Regions from separate parts of the Homo sapiens genome. Here region 1 is linked to region 2. The links are chromatin contacts, found by Hi-C or POLR2A ChIA-PET in ENCODE. All regions are on one chromosome and are shown on one strand. Each heading gives the region's core, a stretch centred on a gene start or an enhancer-like site at or near the end of the contact. The rest is flanking DNA. Distances are from core to core; before and after follow the strand shown. Region 1 holds the start of EXO5-DT (EXO5 divergent transcript). Region 2 holds the start of ZMPSTE24 (zinc metallopeptidase STE24).

The links. Hi-C counts contacts between places; a loop is a spot of excess contacts on that map. ChIA-PET counts read pairs that join two places held with the same protein, here RNA polymerase II (POLR2A). Pooled maps may share reads with other maps.
Region 1: a pooled map shows a loop between it and region 2 (7-fold over the local background). The contact joins the promoter of EXO5-DT here to the promoter of ZMPSTE24 in region 2. A Hi-C loop is called at or near these places in 1 of 37 single-sample maps with no recorded cell type and 7 of 50 pooled maps. POLR2A ChIA-PET finds 5 or more read pairs at or near these places in 5 of 52 experiments (HEK293T, RWPE1, WTC11 and 2 more).

What each region holds. Positions count from the first base shown.
Region 1 is chr1:40,505,649-40,510,180 of GRCh38, forward strand. EXO5-DT (EXO5 divergent transcript) reads right to left here and starts at 3,047. Exons shown (of 2, transcript NR_187365.1): 1 at 2,941-3,047. It overlaps EXO5 (exonuclease 5), which reads left to right and starts at 3,119. Exons shown (of 4, transcript NM_001346953.2): 1 at 3,119-3,260; 2 at 3,803-3,977; 3 at 4,085-4,142. RefSeq lists enhancers at 3,156-3,405, 3,436-3,525.
Region 2 is chr1:40,255,859-40,260,659 of GRCh38, forward strand. It overlaps ZMPSTE24 (zinc metallopeptidase STE24), which reads left to right and starts at 2,378. Exons shown (of 10, transcript NM_005857.5): 1 at 2,378-2,536. The coding sequence starts at 2,414. RefSeq lists enhancers at 1,609-1,738, 1,969-2,238, 2,319-2,598, 2,689-2,788.

The sequences.
Region 1 (4,532 bases), core at 1,797-4,296, 250 kb after region 2:
CCTGGCATTCAGTTTACATCTCAAGTAAGAAAGGTTATGTTGGGGAAGAGGCAGAAAGTTTTTGTAGCCTCAATCCAGAAATGCCTTCTCATATCTCAATGGATTAAAAAGCATTTCCTCAATGATATGGTTTGGTTGTCTCCCAACCCAAATCTCATCTTGAAGTGTAGCTCCCATAATTCCCACATATCATGGAAGAGGTACCTGGTAGGAGGTAATTGAATCGTGGGGGCAGGTCTTTCCCATGCTGTTCTCGTGATAGTGAATAAGTCTCACAAGATCTGATGGTTTTGTTTTGTTTCGTTTTTGTTTTTGAGATGGAATTTCACTCTTGTTGCCCAGGCTGGAGTGCAGTGGCGCGATCTCAGCTCACCACAACCTCCGCCTCCCAGGTTCAAGTGATTCTCCTGCCTCAGCCTCCCGAATAGCTGGGATTACAGGCGTCTGCCACCATGCTTGGCTAATTTTTTGTATTTTTAGTAGAGATAGGGTTTCACCATGTTGGCCAGGCTGGTCTTGAACTCCTGACCTTAGGTGATCCACCAGCCATGGCCTCCCAAAGTGCTGGGATTACGGGCATAAGGCACCACACCCAGCTGACCTGATGGTTTTATAAAGGTGTGTTCCCCTGCACATGTTCTCTCTTGCCTGCCACCATGTAAGAGGTGACTTTGCTCCTCCTTCACCTTCCTCCATGATTGTGAGGCCTCCCCCGCCATGTGGAGCCGTGAGTCAATTAAATCTCTTTCCTTTATAAATTACCCAATCTCAGGTATGTCTTTATTAGCAGCATGAGAACAGACTATTTAATACACTTAAATTCCATTTTTTTTTTTTTTTTTTTTTGAGACAAGAGTCTCAGTCAGCCACCCAGGCTGGAGTGCAGTGGCATGATCTCGGCTCACTGCAACCACCATCTCCCGGTTTCAAGCGATTCTCCCATCTCAGCCTCCCGAGTAGCTAGGATTACAGGCACCTGCCATCATGCCCGGCTAATTTTTGTATTTTAGTAGAGACAGGGTTTCACCATGTTGGCCAGGCTGGTCTTGAACTCCTGACTTCAGGTGATCCGCCCGCCTCGGCCTCCCAAAGTGCTAGGATTACAGGCGAGAGCCACCGTACCTGGCCTCAACTTACATATTTCTAAGAAAAAGAACATTTTCCTACATAACCACAAAATCATTATGACACTCAGGAGACCTATAATTGATTGATAATATTATCTAAAACACAAGTCACTTCAAAATTTTCCCAACTGACGCACCAGAGTAGCTGGGACTACAGGCACGTATCACCACCCCCAGCTAATTTTTGTATTTTTTGTAGAGACGTGTTTTCACCATGTTACCCCAGCTGGTTTCTGAACTGAGCTCAAGGGATCCACCCACTTCGGCCTCCCAGAGTTCTAGGATTACAGGTGTGTGAGCCACTGCACTCAGCCTGTAGTTGTCTTAATTTAATGTTTCTCTTTCTTTCTTTTCTTTTCTTTCTTTCTCTTTCTTTCTTTTTCTTTCCTTTTTTCTCTTTCTTTTTTTCCTTTTTTTTTTTGAGACAGAGTCTCACTTTATCACCCAGGCTGGAGTGCAGTGGCCTGTTGTCGGCTCACTGCAAACTCCGCCTCCCAGGTTCAAGTGATTCTCCTGCCTCAGCCTCCCAAGTAGCTGAGATTACAGGCACCTGCCACCACACTTGGCTAATTTTTTGTATTTTTACTAGAAACGGGGTTTCACTATGTTGGCCAGGCTGGTCTCAACTCCTGACCTCAAGTGATCCGCCTACCTGGGCCTCCCAAAGTGTTGGTATTACAGGCATGAGCCACCATGCCTGGCCAATTTAATGTTTTTCTATTTTTGTTTTAAAATATTTACCTATTCTGAAGTCCAAAGATATTTTCCTATATTATATTCTGAAGACTTTATAGTTTAGGATTTCACATTTAGGTCTTAATCCAGCTACAATTGATTTTTGTGATGAAATGAGAGATAGAGGTCCTGTTTTCTGTTTTGTTTTTTTTTTTGAGACGGAGTCTCCCTCTGTTGCCCAGGCTGAAGTGCAGTGGTGTGATCTCCGCTCACTGCAACCTCCGCCTCCCGGTTCAAGCGATTCTCCTGCTTCAGCCTCCTGAATAGCTGGGACTACAGGTGTGTGCCACCACACCCAGCTAATTTTTGTACTTTTTAGTAGAGACAGGGTTTCACCATGTTGGCCAGGATGGTCTCGATCTCTTAACCTCGTGATCCGCCCACCTCAGCCTCCCAAAGTGCTGGGATTACAGGCGTGAGCCACCGTGCCCGGCCTTCATATTGTCATAGAACCTTCACTGAATAGACCATCTTTTCTCCATGGCTGTATGATGCCACCTTTGTCATAAATCCAGTTTTCAAGTATGCGTGATAAACCGTAAAGAAAAGCAAAGAGTCAAGTATCTGCTTTTGGTAAAATAAATAAATAAATAAATATAAATAAGAAAAGCAAAGTGTTATAAAAGTCGGGCTAGTGGTTTTCTCAGGAAGTGTATCTGTGAAGAACCTGACACTATTCTTTTTTCGCTCTAATGACTTGGCTGTTCATAATTATACTTATCTTTGGTTTATATTTCAGAATAAAATTGTGTTATATTTATCAATAAAAGGTTAGTTAAAAGTAAGCAAACAGAAAAAAAAAAAGAAATATTGATGAGGGGAGCGCCAGCATCTCTCAAAAGTGAGTTCGTGGTTTTGCTCTCAATGGAAAAGCCGGCGGGAGGTGCTAAGGTGGGGATGCTGAATCCACGGATGGCCAAGCGGAGACGCGGCACTTCACCGGGGGCAGCGAGGGGCCCAGACCTTGCTCGGATTGTCCCGGTGGTAACTGGGAGACCTCGCCAGTGAGGGAAGTTACAGATCAGCTGCGCCCGGAATTAAACGACCCACAGACAACGGCGCAAACAGAGGGACTGACCTGCTTTAGTGAGCTCCCAAAACCTGCTCTCGCATAAGCACACCCTCCTCCGCTCACAGAGACGGATTTCTGCCCCAGCCGCAGCCTCGCGAGGTAGGCGGCGCCGCGAGGGCCTCTGGGAAGGCGGTCCGTGGGCAGCCGCGGGGCACTCTGGGACTGGGCTCTGGGCGGCTTTTTTGCGAGTGGCGGGCCGACTGTGTAGTCCGCTCCGGCAGCGCGCTCTGCCCGGCTTCCTCAGTCTCCTCGCCGGGAGCGTCCGGGAGCAGCTCCGAGGCCGCGGCGAAACCAGGTGGAGTCCGAGGTTCGGAGGAGTATCAGAGGTTAGGGGAAGGCCGGAGAATGGGCTGGGAGGCTGCGTTTCGGAGCTTAGGGTTCTGTCCCTGCGATCGCCGCGTCTCCCTCCCTTGGTGGGCGCGGCTCCCGGGAAGCGGCTCGTCTCGTCTCCCCTCACAGGCCGGGTTCCCGTTCTGGACCTTCGCCCTCGGAACACAGTGCTGTTGGCCGGGACTCCTTCCCGAGGTGGACGGCTCCCTGTTCTTATTCCTGGCTCTGCCAGAACTGTAGGAAGTGCTCAGTACACTTTAGGGCATGCATGGCACTCCCTGGGAGACAGTGCTTTAGGGCCAGAGGAAAGATCTTCCCTGAAGGCAAACGCCCGCGGAGCCCACAAGTCCGGGCCGCACTGAACAAGTCAGGATGTTGCCATCGGCAATTCTGCAGAAGGCAGTAACCCATCTGAGAGAAAGAGCCGCTGTCATAAGGTCTCTTGCTTGAGCTGCTGGGTTGAGAATGGAGCTGGAAGAGGGAACTGATCTCGGAGCTCCTTGGGGATCTTGGTTATGTCTGACCCTTTTACTTTCAGGGAGCAGGGATTGGATCAAGTCATTGCATCTAGAGTACGGGGGAACGAAGAAATCATGGAGAGAGTTTGCCCCAGGAGAGAGGCGAGCGTTATGTAACCTAGGATCTGGGGTGGGTAACAGTCTGTGCAGTGTCAATGTGAGAGGAGAAAACACCCAACGTGAGGGAATGGTCAGGTAAGAAAGGACCAGAAGTTCCGGTTCTACCATAGCAAGGACCTAAGTTGCTAATTTAGGTTCTTTAATGCAGACCTGGTCTTTCAGAACTTCTTTCTCTTCCCTAGCCTTGTCATTTCAGCATTCTGGCCTTCCCTATGAGGAGGAAGATCAACGAAGTCACAGGTGAATAGGAGTTTCTCTTCTAAAGTTTCATCTCCTTTGTCAGGGGGAATCGATACACTCTCTCATCTCTTCCTTGGGGAAAAAGAAGGAGATCTATCTTCATCGAGTGCTAATATGCGTACTATATGTTATCACTCAATGGTCGGATATCTCAGTAGGGTTAGTAGGTATTTTAAAAATGTGTCAGTAACTTCAGGAAAACTAGAACCTTGTCCAAGCTTACTCAAAAGGCAAGTAGCATACTACTAAATGCTACCGAACTACTCAGGATTAGGTTTAGAATCCATATCTGTAGGACTCCCAGACTCTTGGCATTATGCTGTTTCCCAGCATCCCATTCACTTACTACCTAACAATTTTGCCATACCTGTGTACTACCTGTATTATTCT
Region 2 (4,801 bases), core at 1,128-3,627:
GACAGATCAATGCTATGATGCCCCTCTCCCAAGCAGTAGCTAACCTTTATTGGGCACTCAGGGCCATCTACATTGCTAGGAGCTTTACATGAATTTTCTCATTTGATCCTAACAGTATGAGAAAGTAAGTACATACTATGTTATTCTCATTTTACTGATGAGGATCTGATGCACAGATTAAAGAACGTGCTAATACATGGTGCGGCCGTGGCTGGCAATCAAGCAGCTTGACTCTAAACCTGTGCCCTTAGCCACAAAGCTTGGGTGGTAGAAGCTCCTGTGAGGCTTTGGACTCACAGACAGCTGAAGTCAAGAGTGAAGAGGGCATAGCAATGATGGCCTGAGGGAGAGAAAATTTTGAAAAAGTGTTTACCCCTTATATATTTAAGTTGGTATCTAACTGGTTCCATCATAAATTCAAATAGTTGCAATGGATGTAAATTCTTGCAAATTGTAAATACTGACATTTTAAGATAAAACTGTTAAATCACTCTTTATAATGTATCCAAGAGAATCTACATAACAACTGAATAACCACCATTATGCATTAAAACATACACTAATGAGCTCTTCAACATTGTTCTTTTATTATCTCTAACATATTTAGATTGTACTCTAACAAAAAATGTTATTCAAATATAGTACTTTGATGTTTGAACAACCTTTTCTTGATCACTTCTTCGCAATAAAAATATGACATATGTAGTAAACCTTAAAAAATTTCGTGTAACTTTATGGCTCTACGCTGGAATTCTTCTGAAGTGAGTAATCATCACAATCATCTTTAGTATATAATGGATCAAAATGACACGATTGCAAATATTGATAACACACAGTTATAAAAGGTGAAATTCTATTGGGAACACATCTCTTAGTGAGATAGATGGGGCTGACCCACCAATTAATTCATTTATCTGGATGAATAGTTCCTACTGGTAGATTAACAGGGTTCATTTTCAATTCTGTTGTTTTCACAGATACAAGTGCTGAGAAATGGTTTTACATAAATAGGTGAGAATGCTAGTAGTTTTGTTGTAAGCATGTCAATCAATCGTTTGGTTTCTTTCCGAGTTGCATGCCAAAAACCAAATAGTGTTCCTTCATCAGCTGACAATTCATGGGCCACCATTAATTTTGTTGAAAGCAAAGAACTGGAAACCATCTGACTTGAAAAGAATTTGTTATCCTGTTATTAGAGTCATTCACTTTCTCTAGTGACTTTTAATTATACTAATTACTCTCAGAGGCATTTAGGCAGGGTTGAGAAATTCAAGATATTAATTTCAACACATCTTTAGCATCACAATATCACAGTAATTTAAATATATTTTAGTTGTAGCTATTTAGCTCACTTTATTGTAAATAATAATTATGCTAATTAGCAACGATAGTATGTTTAACCAATTAATCATCAGATTAACTTTCGGTCAGAATAATGGACTTCAATTTTTAAGTCAAAGCAATGTACAGGCGTCCCAGTCACCATATTTCACTTCTGAATTCCAAGAGAGAAATGGCGTTGCGCCTTACTGACGCAAATATGTACCTAGATAAAGTAAGACGCTTTCATTTCAGGTATGTCTAACCCACGCTATCCTTGCTTTGTTCCAGGGCACTCTCGCAGGGAAAACGCCGCCTCTGACTACACTTGGGGTGGTTAAGACGAGATCTTCAAATGAAAATTCTCAACGCTACCGTCCACTCTCTCATACGCTTGAATTCCGAACACCCCAATACTGGCCAAAAGACTCCATTTCTCATGCTTGGTCTTGCTTTTGAGGTAGCTCTAACTCAGAGGCACGATTTTTAGAGCCTGGGAAGTCGGCTGCTGTTCAGTCCTTCCTAGCCTCCTCAGGCGGGAGCCGCGGCCCACTCAGTCAGTTGCGGCCCACTCAGTCAGTTCCGGCCCCAGCCCCGACTACCTGTCGCCTTGTTGGGGGAAGGAAGGCAGATACCGCAGCCCAGTCAGGGTAAGCCGCTGACCCAGAGGATGGAACTGCGGCTCTGGAGATTAGAAAGAGGAGGACTTCGCCGCGTTCACTAGCCCAGGAGGAAAGCCAGAACCCTAGGCCGGAACCCAGCGTCAAGACGTGGGGGAAGAATGTTGATGCAACACAGCTCAGCCGGGCCCGGAACTCGGCGTTTGGGTCCCCGCCCTCTTTGGGCCGGAAGTGAGGAAGGTGGGGCTGGGGCTTTTCCTGTAGAAACTAGGAGGGACTAGGGAGAGTCTGCAAGGGGAAGAGTGTGTCTGTGACACTGCCAGCAGCGCGCAGAGGGAGGGATGGGGGCGGGTATCGGCGTAGGGGCCCTCGGAAAGAACGGATATTGCTGTGACACCGCGGGGACGCTCTGAAGGGACGAGTGTCGGTGTGGCACCGGTGCACGCTGAAGGAGCCGGCGGAACCGGGTGGCCATGGGGATGTGGGCATCGCTGGACGCTTTGTGGGAGATGCCGGCCGAGAAGCGTATCTTCGGGGCCGTGCTGCTCTTTTCCTGGACAGTGTATCTTTGGGAGACCTTCCTAGCACAGCGGCAGGTGAGCCTAGACAGGGTCCAACCTGACCCCCATACCCGGCCAGCCCTGGAGTAGCCTTGGCTTCGACCCTGAGACTCTTGATTGCTTCGGTCCCCGCGCCAGTCTCGTCTTTGTGGTCCCTGCTGAGTCTCGTAACTTGGCCCGATGGCGGACTGTGGCTTTGAGGAGGGTCTTGGTGCGTCAAGGAAGTTTTCTGTAACGTTATCATGGGACCCAATCCCTTTAGGGCCTGGAGGAAGGCTTGGGCTCTTGTGCCCTCCCTGCAGCTTCCTTGGGATCCTTGGGCCCAGACTTGGCCTCCTTTATCTTTGGAATAAGCCTTTAAAAGGATTTAGACACCCAACTTCCTCATGACATTTATGTAATCATGCCTAACCATAGGATTTTGCAGTCCTTCCAAGAACTTGCACTCTTGTTTCTCCTTAAAGTGCATATATTGTTTCTGCTTGAAAAAACAAACAAACAAACAAAAAACTTATCGGGCCCGGCGTGGTGTCTCATGCCTGTAATCCCAGCACTTTGGGAGGCCGAGGCGGGCGGATCACCTGGGGTCAGGAGTTCGAGACCAGCCTGACCAACGTGGCGAAAACCCGTCTCTACTAAAAATAGAAAAATTAGCCGGGTGTGGTGGCGCGCACCTGTAGTCCCAGCTACTTGGGAGGCTGAGGCAGGAGAATCATTTGAACCCAGTAGGCGGAGGTTGCAGTGAGCTGAGATTGTGCCACTGCACTCCAGCCTGGGCGACAAGAGTGAAACTCAATCTCAAAATAAATAAATAAATGAAATTAAATGAAATATATTTCTCGTTTTTCATAAAATCAACATTATTTTAGTTTAAATATTAAAATGGTAAAATAAAAAGTGAAAGTTAACAATTTACCTGAGATAACCATGGTTTAGAGATCTGAACTTTTATTTATTTATTTTTAATCTTTATTTATTTATTTAATTTTAGAGTCTAGCTCTGTCACCAGGCTGGAGTACAGTGGCGTTATCTCGGCTCACTGCAAGAAACTAGGAGGGACGAGGGAGAGTCTGCAAGGGGAAGAGTGTGTCTGTGACACTGCCAGCAGCGCGCAGAGGGAGGGATGTTCAAATGATTCTCCTGCCTCAGCATCCCGAGTAGCTAGGATTACAGGCACGTGCCACCACGCCCAGCTAATTTTAGTATTTTTAGTAGAGACGGGGTTTCACCATCTTGGCCAGGATAGAATATTTATTGTATTTAGAGACAGGGGCTCACTCTGCCACCCAGACTGGAGCACAGTAGCATCATCATAGCTCAAGGCAGCCTCGAACTCGTGGGCTCAAACGACCCCTCCACCTCCACCTCAGCCTTCTGAGTTGCTAGGACCACAGGTGCGGATCACTGTGCCTGGCTAATTGTTTGATTTTTTTGTAGAGATGTTGCCCGGGGTGGTCTGGAGTTCCTGGACTCAAGTCATCTTGCCGCCTCCACCTCCCAAAGGGCTGGGATTACAGGCATGAGCCACCGTGCTCGATCTCCCCTCAGCTTTTATTGGCACACAACAATATATAGGGAAAGCATGTTGTAGTGGCCCATTATTTTGTTTGGTATCCATTCTCTGTATTACATTTCCTGGACTGAAATTACCCTTACCTTTTATAATTTAGTATAATGAGATAGTTGATCTTTCTCCTTTTTTTTTTTTTTTTTTTTTTTTAAGGAGATAGATTCTCTGTCACCCAGGGTGTAGTGCTGTGGCACAATATGGGCTTACTGCAACCTCTGCCTCCCAGGCTCAAGTGATCCTCCCACCTCAGCCCCCCAAATAGCTGGGACCACAGGTGCATACCACCACACTCTGCTAATTTTTGTATTTTTTGTAGAGACGGGATTTCACCACATTGCTCAGGCCAGTCTTGAACTCCTGGGCTCAAGGAATCCTTCTGCCCCTGTCTTCCAAACTGCTGGGATTACAGGCGTGACCCACCGTGCCCGGCTGAAAATTGGTCTTTTCTCACAGACCTGATATGTTTCCATCTGGTGATCCTCAAGTTTCTGGCATTTAGGACCAAATTTAATGAGCAGCCTCAGTATCTGTTCATACTCACAGTTAGCATGTGTGCTTCTCCTTTGCATGAATTTGTTTTCCGTATTATAGGAGGTATGTAATACCCAGAATGAGTAGTACATGTAACAAAGTTGTGATGTTAACAGCTTTGGTTTACATATACAAACTGAAGTGTGATGACAACCCTGATTATAGTTTTACCAGTCAGGTCACCTCAGGTTCTCTTGTT